Regions from separate parts of the Homo sapiens genome. Here region 1 is linked to region 2. The links are chromatin loops, found by intact Hi-C in ENCODE. Cell type or tissue: psoas muscle. All regions are shown on one strand. Region 1 overlaps RAPGEF6 (Rap guanine nucleotide exchange factor 6). Region 2 overlaps MEIKIN (meiotic kinetochore factor).

Region 1 (5,000 bases), 200 kb before region 2:
ACCAAAAGATTCTCTCTATACCAAGTTCAATAAGTGGCAAAACTAACCTACAGTGATACAAGTCAGAATTGTCATTACCTTTCAAAGTTGATTAGAGCCTTCTGGAAAACTGGTATCTCTATTTTCATCTGAGTAGTCATTACACATTTAGTATATATTTATTAAAATTCATTGCTTTGTACACTTTTGGTGGATTCTATGTATGTTATATACTTCATGGTCTATGAATATTTTTCAGTGTGCTCTACATAAATTGTCCCAGAATCAAATGAATTTCAATGCTAAGAGTTAAAATTTAAACATAAAAGTCATTAGTTTATGTGAATTATGGAAATACTTACCAAAAGAGAACCTGATTGCCACTGTATCTCTCATAGCGTGCTCTTGCAGACATTAATCTATTAAAAAAAAAAATTGAAGATTTTATCTTACATTTTGTTTTTAAAATTGTTATAATTTGACCTCAACTAATTATTATAATCTAATTGATTGTTAGAAAATGACCAAATCTACCAGTATGTTGTCACTAAACTACAGAGAGTTTAGAAATATATGTGTATTTTATATATATACATAATGCAATAATATAGGTAATATTCAGTGGCATCAACCTTAATACTCTTTATGTACATTACAAAATCTGTCAAAATCTGTCAGTTCACACCAAATAATGTTTTCATTACAAAAAATATACATTTGTCTGATTCACTACTGAATCCTCAGTGTGAAGAACAGTTACTGGCAGAGGCATGTACATACAAAAAAATTGCTGAATATATAAATCAGTTTGCAATAAAAAATATTTTGAGTATTACAAAATGCTAATTTTTCAGTTTTCTTTCTTCCTGATATAATTATTTGGCATACACTAACAGCTGAATTATGTTATACAGAAAATATATAATAAATAATAAATCTCTAATAATTATATTTTATCAATCTGGTCAATAACCAGAAACTTGATGAAAACCCAGGAAAAGTCACTGGATAAGCTGTTCGTGGTGGGAACACATGTTTAATTAAAATATTATATAGTTAAGTGTTTTATAGCACTCGAAAGTGTTTTTATAAATATAATCATAATGATATATGATAACCAGGACAGATAGCCAGCCCATTTTTCAGAAGAAAAAAACAAGGTTCAGAAAGTTTATGGGTTTTCTCCACAGGAGCTTAGGCCAAATCAAGATTCCTGCTCCTTTCACTTGTATAATACAACACTATAATACAACATACCATACCCAGCTGAAGCATTTGGCATAATAAATATCAACACAAACTACAAAAAGATAACAGGAGTTTTGTCTTTACTAACTAGCACAACCTCAACACTGTGTTTTGCTTTAGGTACTTATTTTCATTTAATCCTTGAAATACTTCAACAAAGATACTATCATTACCCCTATTTTATTGAAGACAAAACCACAGTTAAAGGTTAGTTCTGACTTAAGGTCCCATGGCTAAGAAAAACTGAATAAGAAAAACAAATTCAGTTTTTATTGTCAGTGTTTTTCCCCAACTCCAAAATCACCCCTACCAAAATATAAACTCCAGGAAACCAGGGATCTAATCTATAATGCATATACCAAGGGCTTAAAACAATAAGGAATATAAAGGTGCTTAACAAATATTTGGTGAATAAATGAATGAATGGCTATACAGCGTGTGCTCTTAAATACAGAACGACACTTACCTAAGCTGATGTTCCCTGAGATTTGATAATATTTCCATTCCATGAAGATAAGAATAAATAGTATTTAAGTCCTGTGGAACAGAAGAAAAAAATTAGATTATTTTTCAAATATGCTGTTTAAAATATAAGGCACCCCACAATTCTGATTTTAAGCAAACAACCACTTATGGCAAAGCAGTTAACTATGGAAAAATCATAAAACCTCTGAATCATAAAAGATTTGAAAAGGCAGAGAAGAGATCCCTCAGCTCTCAAAGGAACTCCTCTTCAACGTGACCAATGGCCTCTATTCATTCAAACAATGCCAGAACCCCAAATTCATTATTTTATATGAAAGTATATTAATTCATTATTTCACTTCTAAGCAGATGTAAACTTTCCTTCTTTAGTGGCCTCCAAATATTTGATATCCAATATCCTGGCTGACATCTCTAGAGATGACCCAGTTTATCAATATTCCTCTTAAAATATGACTTTCTAAAGAATTTCTTTCTAAAGAGACTCAAAATGACATAATCTACCACTAAATAAAAAAGATTTCCAATGGTACAATCCTATTGTTCACTCTGTGAAAGAGGTAGAACATCTTTCTCTATTCCTCACCCAGATAACTAGGCATTAAAACAACAACAACAACAAAAACCTCAAGATGACATAGTATAACCTCAACTAAGAGCAGTGGCATAGCAGAAGAAAGTGGAAAGAGTCTATAGATCCCTAACAGCAAATAGTATTGTACCACTGATGTCATTTAAGATTAAAAGCAGACAAGCTACGAGCTGATGGGTGCAGCACACCAACATGGCACATGTATACATATGTAACTAACCTGCACGTTGTGCATATGTACCCTAAAACTTAAAGTATAATAAAAAATAAATAAATAAAAAATAAAAAGCAGACAAGCTTAAATTCGCTATAAAAAACATACTTCCTATTTCCTATGAGGAATAATGCCTTTATACCAGGGCAAACTACTTCCAAACACTGCCTTCCCACTCTGATATACAACTGGCCAAGAAAATTATCAGATAGTAGTGGGGGTACTGGGGGAGAAACTAAAGACAACTTGTTTTCTAGTAGGTTAATAAGACAACACGGAGCCATTAAGAAAAGCAGCAAGCTAGGCTGGTCACGGTGGCTCACGCCTGTAATCCCAACACTTTGGGAGGTCGAGGCGGGCGGAACATGAGGTCAGGAGATCAAGACCAACCTGGCTAACACAGTGAAACTCCATCTCTACTAAAAATACAAAAAATTAGCCGGGTATGGTGGCAGGTGCCTGTAGTCCCAGCTACTCGGGAGGCTAAGGCAGGAGAATGGCGTGAACCCGGCAGGCGGAGCTTGCAGTGAGCTGAGATTGTGCCACTGCACTCTAGCCTGGGTGACAGAGTGAGACTCCATCTCAAAAAAAAAAAAAAAAAAAAAAAAGAAAAAGAAAAGAAAAGAAAAGCATCAAGCTGAGCACAGTGGCTCTCGCCTGTAATCCCAGCACTGTATGAGGCCAAGGTGGGTGGATCACTTGAGCCCAGGAGTTAGAGACCAGCCTGGGCAACATGGTGAAACTTGCCTCTACAAAAAATAATTTAAAAAAATTAGCCAGGCTTGTGGTACACATCTGTAGTCCCAGCTACTTAGGAAGCTGAGGTGTGAGGGATGGCTTGAGCCTGGGAAGAAGTTGCAGTGAGCCGAGATCGCACCACTGCACTCCAGTCTAGGCGATTGAGACTCCATCTCAAGGGAAAAAAAAAAAAAAAAAAGGCAATAATCTCTAATTCCAAAGATAACAACTGTCAATTAACCACAGTGAATTGAACAACCACATTTATTTCTGCTAAATCCTTACTAAAGTAACAGTGAAAAAGATATTTAAGTATATAAAAATAAAGATTTGAATAGGTTAAAAGAAAGGTCTACCAAATTTTAGCAGATAGCAGATGAAGCACTGATATGGTAAACTGTATTTCCAAAGATGGCCACAGAGGTATTTCTTATCCCATATGCTCTTTTGCAATGCAGTCTTGCCAGTTACCCATCAAAACCTGGAATCTATGTGCCCTCCCCACAGATGTGGGTTGGCTCTGTGACTTGTTCTGACCAAAAGAATACGATAGAAGTGAGGTTGTATAAAAGATTCAAGCACCCTGAGACCACTAATGTTGTGAGGAAGCTCCAGCTAGCCTTAGGGAGGCAGAAAGGCCACATGGAATAACACCAAGGTACTAGATATGTAAGTTATGCCTTCCTAGAGCAGCTTAGAGCTACCAATTGAATGGAACTAAAAGAATGATCCCAATTGAGGCTCTACGGGGTAAAAGCACCAACCACTCAGCCAGAACCTGCTGAATGTAGGTAATAAAGAGAGTCATGGCAAAAGTGTGGCTCACAGTGGGTCCACTGAGTCTGCAGATCCACCTAATAATGGTCATTCCCCACTCCCTCAGTTTATAATTAGAATTTATATACTTGGCAGTTAGAATACCCTAAATAATGGGTCCATGACCTGTGTGGTAAAAGCCGTCACAATGGAAAAAGCCAAGTGGAAACCTCTGCCCCATTCCCCAGAACAAGACAGTAAATAAAAGACTATTTCTTCCAGAGGGGCACAGAATAAAGACTAGTGCCACCAGTAAAGACTCAGAAGTACGCAGAGGTAATAGTTTCTATTGTATTCTATTTAATTTATGGAGAAAGCAGACAGATCCTAAAAAATGACTGTGCAGACTACCACAGAATGAACCAAATTCTAGCCCTAATCACAGCCTGCAGTCTCAGCCATAATATTGCTGCTGAAGCTGATTAAGCCTCAAATACTGATGTGGTGTTACTTTCCATTACTTTACTTTCCATTCCAATTAGAAGATCAGAAAAAAATCTGCATCCATGCAAGGCAATATTAACTTACAGTTTTATCTTAGGACTCTTAACTCTTCCGCTCTCTGTCATAACACAGTCAGTGGGGGTTGGGTGGGGGACAGACATCTAAACCTCCTGATCTATTTACATATATTACATCATGCTGATTGGACAGAATGAATAAAAGAATAGGCTAGAGGTGACTGGTACCCTTAGAGTCCTTGGTAACACACATGCGGCTCCAGAAAATGGGAGATAAACACTATGAAGACTCAAAAGATATGCCATTTCAGTGAAGTTTTTCGGGATACAGTGGTTGGGGGCACGTCAGGACACCTCCTGCAATGTCGAAGTGACTTTGGCTTTAGGTCAAGATAAAATAAAAGAAACTAGACTTACTCTTCACCTAAAACAACTAAAAACAACAACAAAAAAGACAAATATATAAAAC
Region 2 (5,000 bases):
CCAACACTTTGGGAGGTCAAGGCAGGTGGATCACTTGAGGTCAGGAGTTGAAGACGTGCCTGGCCAACATGGCAAAACCCTTGTCTGTACTAAAAATACAAAAATTAGCCAGGCATGATGGTGCACAGCTACCAGCAGTAGTAGTCCAAGCTACTACTCAGGAGATTGAGGCAAGAGAATCGCTTTAACCCAGGAGGCGGAGGTTGCAGTGATCCGAGATTGTGCCACTGCACTCCAGCCTGGGTGACAAAGAGCAAGGCTCTGTCACAAAAAATACAAAATAAAAATAAAAAATGGACAGGCAATTATAGTACATTTTGATAAATGCTATGATGCGGGAAACTCTAGAAAGATTTTGATTGAGTCCATTAGTCAGGATGTTCTACATTGCACATGATAGAAAACCCAAACAAAACTAGCGTAAGCAAAGAATGAAATTGATTAGCTCTCATAACTGGATCTAGTGTAGATGAACAGTTCAGGCACAGCTTTATCCAAGGACTGCATCAATGGTATCGAGAATTCAGTTTCTTCTTCTCATCTCTAATTTCTCTGTGCAGACTCTATTCCAGGCAGTGTTTCCAAACATGGACATAAGCTGGCTGCCAGCAGCTTCCAGGATATATCCTTTCAGATGAAAGTCCAAGAGAAAAAGAAAAGTCTGTCCCAGCATTCCAAGAAAAAAACTCTGATATTTAATCCCAATAGGATCATTTTAGGCATTGGACCCATCACTGAACCAATTACTGTGCCAGAGTTGAGAAGGCTAACATGCATTGGCTTATGCCATTAAAGGCCTACCCCTGGAACTATGGGTGGGATCAATCCCACCTAAACCATATGGCTGAGAAATGTAAAATCCACTTAGGATAAAGTTAGAAAGGCAATGGATAGATGCAGGGGAAGTCACCACACATGTCCACTACCAATATCCATAACAGAGACAAAAACTTGGGGTCAGCTGCACAGAGATGGTAACTAAGCCATGAGTATATGAGATCACCCAGTGCAAGTGTTGCATGAGAAGATGCCCCAGAACAGAACCCCAGGAAACACCAAAACTTAAAGATTGGGCAGAAAAAAAGGAGCCTTTGTAAGAAATGGAAAAGAGTGAGCTAAAGATGAGATGAAAGCCTGGAGGGTAATGTTTCAGAGAAGTCATTCTTTTCTGGAGGCTTTTAGGAAGAAAGTACTAGTCTATAACATCATTAGCTGGAAGAAGTTGGGTAAGATGAGAACTGAAAAATACCCCTTAGATTAGCATCAAGGAGGTTGCTGGGAGCCTTAAGGGGAACAATGTCAGCGGAGAAACAAAGCTAAGGCCAAATTATGTGTGTTTGGGTATGTTTAGGAAGGGTGAAAGGTGAGGGGTCTGTGACAAAGTAGAAAGCACGCTCTTTAGGAAACATGAATACAAACGGATGAAGAATGATAGGCTAGCTAGAAAAACATATGGAGTCAAGGTAGGATTTAACATGTAAGATGATGAAACATTTTAAAATTCTGGTTAGAAAATAAGAGTAGAGCAGGAGAGGTTGAAGATAACTTATCTGGAAAGTTTGGGCATCACACCTTTATATAAACATATATGCTATATACACAACATAAAAGGCTATTCATTACTGAACAAACCATGATGAATGATATCTTGGAGAGGTGGGAAAAAAAGTTCTAGTTAAAAATGGAAATGACATCAACTTTCATGTACTTTTTTTTTTTTTTTTTTTGAGATAGGGTCTTGCTCTGTCACCCAGGCAGGAGTGCAGTGGCACGACCATGGCTCACTGCAGCCCTGCCTCCTGGGCTCAAGCAATTTTCCTACCTCAGACTCCCGAGTAGCTGAGACTACAGGCAAGCACCACCACTCCCAGCTAATTTTTGTACTTTTTTTGTAGAGATGGAGTCTCCCTACGTTGCCCAACCTGGTCTCAAACTCCTGGGCTCAAGTGATCTGCTTGCTTCAGCCTCCCAAAGTGCTGGGATTATAGGCATGAGCCACTGTGCCTGGCTCTTTCATGCACTTTTAACTGAACTTTTGAGGTACTTATGACCTGAGATTTGTTTTTAATGAGATAAAATTTTAAGATATAATTTTAAATGCTTAAAAATAAAGTTTAGTTACATGCTGAAGTAAAAAGGTTGTTTCATTAACCTTTTTTAGATCGCAGACTACACTGAAAATAGATAAAAACTATGAATCCCTCATCCCAGAAAGAGATGAATTCCTTTTTTCATATTCTTCCAGGGAGATTCACTGAAAGACCTCTGAGGCCTGGAACAGATGTAAAGATTACGCATACAACCTTTTCCAAGGACTTGCCAATAGGATTCCTCTTTGGACTTCTCATGTCACCAGCCAGCAGGCTTCTTCTGCTTTACTTTTTTTTTTTTTTTTTTCTTTGAGACAGAGTCTTGCTCTGTCACCCAGGCTGGAGTGCAGTGGCGTGGTCTCGGCTCACTGCCAGCTCTGCCTCCCGGGTTCATGCCATTCTCTCGCCTCAGCCTCCCAAGTAGCGGGGACTACAGGTGCCCGCCACCATGCCTGGCTAATTTTTGGTATTTTTAGTAGAGGCGGGGTTTCACCGTGTTAGCCAGGATGGTCTCAATCTCCTGACCTCGTGATCCGCCTGCCTCGGCCTCCCAAAGTGCTGGGATTACAGGGGTGAGCCACCGCACCCAGCCATTCCTTGCTCTTAATCATAATTGAAGTTGTTATATCCTCCACTCCTAAGCCTTGAATGCCAATGCCAATTCCAATTCCTTCCTCCCTCTGACCTTTCCTTGTGCTGCAGTCTATAAAACAAAAACATTGAATGTGCCTTTTCTGGGGAGAAGGAAAAAAATATTATATTCAAATACTCCTGCCCCGTATCTTGGCTCCATCACTTCCTAAATTACATAGCCCTGGCCAAACATTTACCTCTCAGAGCTACCTATATTTTCTTCATCAGCAATGTGAAACCATCAAATGTTTATTTCTTCCACCCCACCAGGCCCAATCCAAGAATCAAGTATCTTTCCTTCTCACAGGAACCTATCACCTGATTAGAAACTAGCAAATAATTCATTCTCATTCTCTCACATCCCACTTGAAATATAAACTGCTTGAAGGCAGAGAAGAGGGCTTCTATTTCATTCCTTACTTCCCCACTGCTTATCACATTTCTTCTTTTAAAACCACCACAAGAGTTGCTGACTTAGTTGAGTATTAATTTAGAATACAGGTCTAAATTTTATGCTAGTCTCCATCGTTAACGTTCTCATCTATGTTTCTTCACAACTTTTCCATATTTCATCTTCAGATGAAATCACAAAATCACAAATAGCTTTGTTAGTGGCTTAAAGCCTTGTCAAATCATTATAAGAGTACCTTCATAGGGATGCCTTGTTAAAAATAAATACTATACAGATTATTTAACTGCAAAATAACTCATAGATGTTACAATCTTTCTTAATCCTGAAGTTTTGAAAATTTGACTCTTATGAATGTATAATATTAGTAAAGCCCTTTAGCATCAAGGACTAATCAAGTTAAAATCTCTCCAAGTTATACAACTGGACTCTGTTCACTGTACAGGATCATTGCTTTTTAAGAAGGGAATTGTTGAGATACTGCAAGTTATATTACCAAATTTTTAAAAATCCTACAGATAGTATTAGCTAAAGAAGGTTTTTTGGGGGGGGATAAGGTAATGTATTAAATAGTGTAGGACTGATTATACATATTATACATTCCCTACTTCAGCAAACCTTGAGTATAGAGTTTCTTTCAGTCAGACCTGAAATTAGGTCTCTCACTCATGTGGTTTCAATTAAGTTCTGTTATAAATAGCTCATAATATAAGCATTTTCATTTTTAGCACTTCAATAACTTCACTACTTTTTTGTTTTGTTGTTTGTTTTTGTTTTTCTCTACATTGCTTTAGAGAAAGATTTACTACTTTTAATCGTACTAGCGATAAACTTTGAAGAAAAAAAAACAATCAAAGGAAGTTACATTGTACCCTGGCATTGTCTTTCTTTTTTCCTTCTCAGACCTCTCAGGGATGAAGCCTCTTTATAAATAGCTAAAACCATCTATTTTAGTTTACAGTCTTCTAATACCAATGATTTGGTTCTTTATCTTTTAATATAAATACATATATTTAAGAAGCATATGGAATAATTTTTTTTCTTAACTGATTAAAAGTAAATGACAAGAACCTCAGTAGAATTTCAACATAGAGATATATCACAAATAACTGGAGAATTTTTAATTTTTAATTTCATATAATTTCAGGCAGACATTCTGCTTTATAGACTTTGACTTCACACTCCTGTCTTCAAAGTGGTGAAAATTCAGCCACAGCTGTTTTTTCATGCCATTTTTATTATGATATCTGGAGAAAAAAAAATAACAATAGATTACTTTGTATACAAGCAGGTGTCCAATACTTACTAATAACCAGTCTGCAGGGGAGAGAGCACTTAATGCCCAGGTCACTCTAGTTTCAGCCCATCAAGCCTTAGGAAACAAATCCAGAGGCCATTTAAAAAAAAAAAGGAATATTTGGCTCATCCCTTCTAGGACATGCTGAGGACATGTTCTCTTTGGAGAAGCAAGGAGATCTGCTCAATAACATTCTGGTGGAAAGCCCAGCAAAAATTGCTGTCAGTGGCCATCACAGAGCCTTTAACCCCAGCCTTGTAACCTGGAGCACTTGATCCAGTTGTGCTTTTCATGACCCTGTCCTCAGCCACCACCCAGGAAGTCGCCTCTCATATTCTCTTGCCCATCCTTCCTTTGCATTTTCCTAACCTTTATTACAGTTGAACCCAGGTTCCATCCCGAAGACAGGATTGATTCTGGGGCCTTTGCCCCCACATCTTGTGCCAAGAGATCCAGAGTGGAACCAGCTTTACCTAGTTAACACTGCCACTTTCATACTATCATATACCTCATCCTCTGGCCAAATCAGCCGATATCAATGGCTCTGAAATTTTGTTGCATCTAAAACTAC

What was found. A loop is a pair of places that touch in the nucleus more often than their neighbours do. Peaks named below come from ENCODE experiments on the same cell type or tissue, not always from the same donor. Only the 100,000 strongest peaks of a DNase experiment are listed, where the experiment ranks them.
Region 1: it touches region 2 in a loop (2.3-fold over the local background); 9 of 110 quality-filtered maps call a loop at or near these places.

The regions. Positions count from the first base shown.
Region 1 is chr5:131,602,930-131,607,929 of GRCh38, forward strand. It overlaps RAPGEF6 (Rap guanine nucleotide exchange factor 6), which reads right to left. Exons shown (of 28, transcript NM_016340.6): 2 at 1,694-1,764; 3 at 342-398. Among named protein-coding and RNA genes, the nearest start is that of RAPGEF6, 30 kb to the right of the region's middle. In psoas muscle, no CTCF peak of the experiment used is centred here; no DNase peak of the experiment used is centred here.
Region 2 is chr5:131,802,880-131,807,879 of GRCh38, forward strand. MEIKIN (meiotic kinetochore factor) reads right to left here. Exons shown (of 13, transcript NM_001303622.2): 13 at 4,111-4,379. The coding sequence ends at 4,357. Among named protein-coding and RNA genes, the nearest start is that of FNIP1, 8.4 kb to the left of the region's middle. In psoas muscle, no CTCF peak of the experiment used is centred here; no DNase peak of the experiment used is centred here; H3K27ac peaks cover 1,646 bases.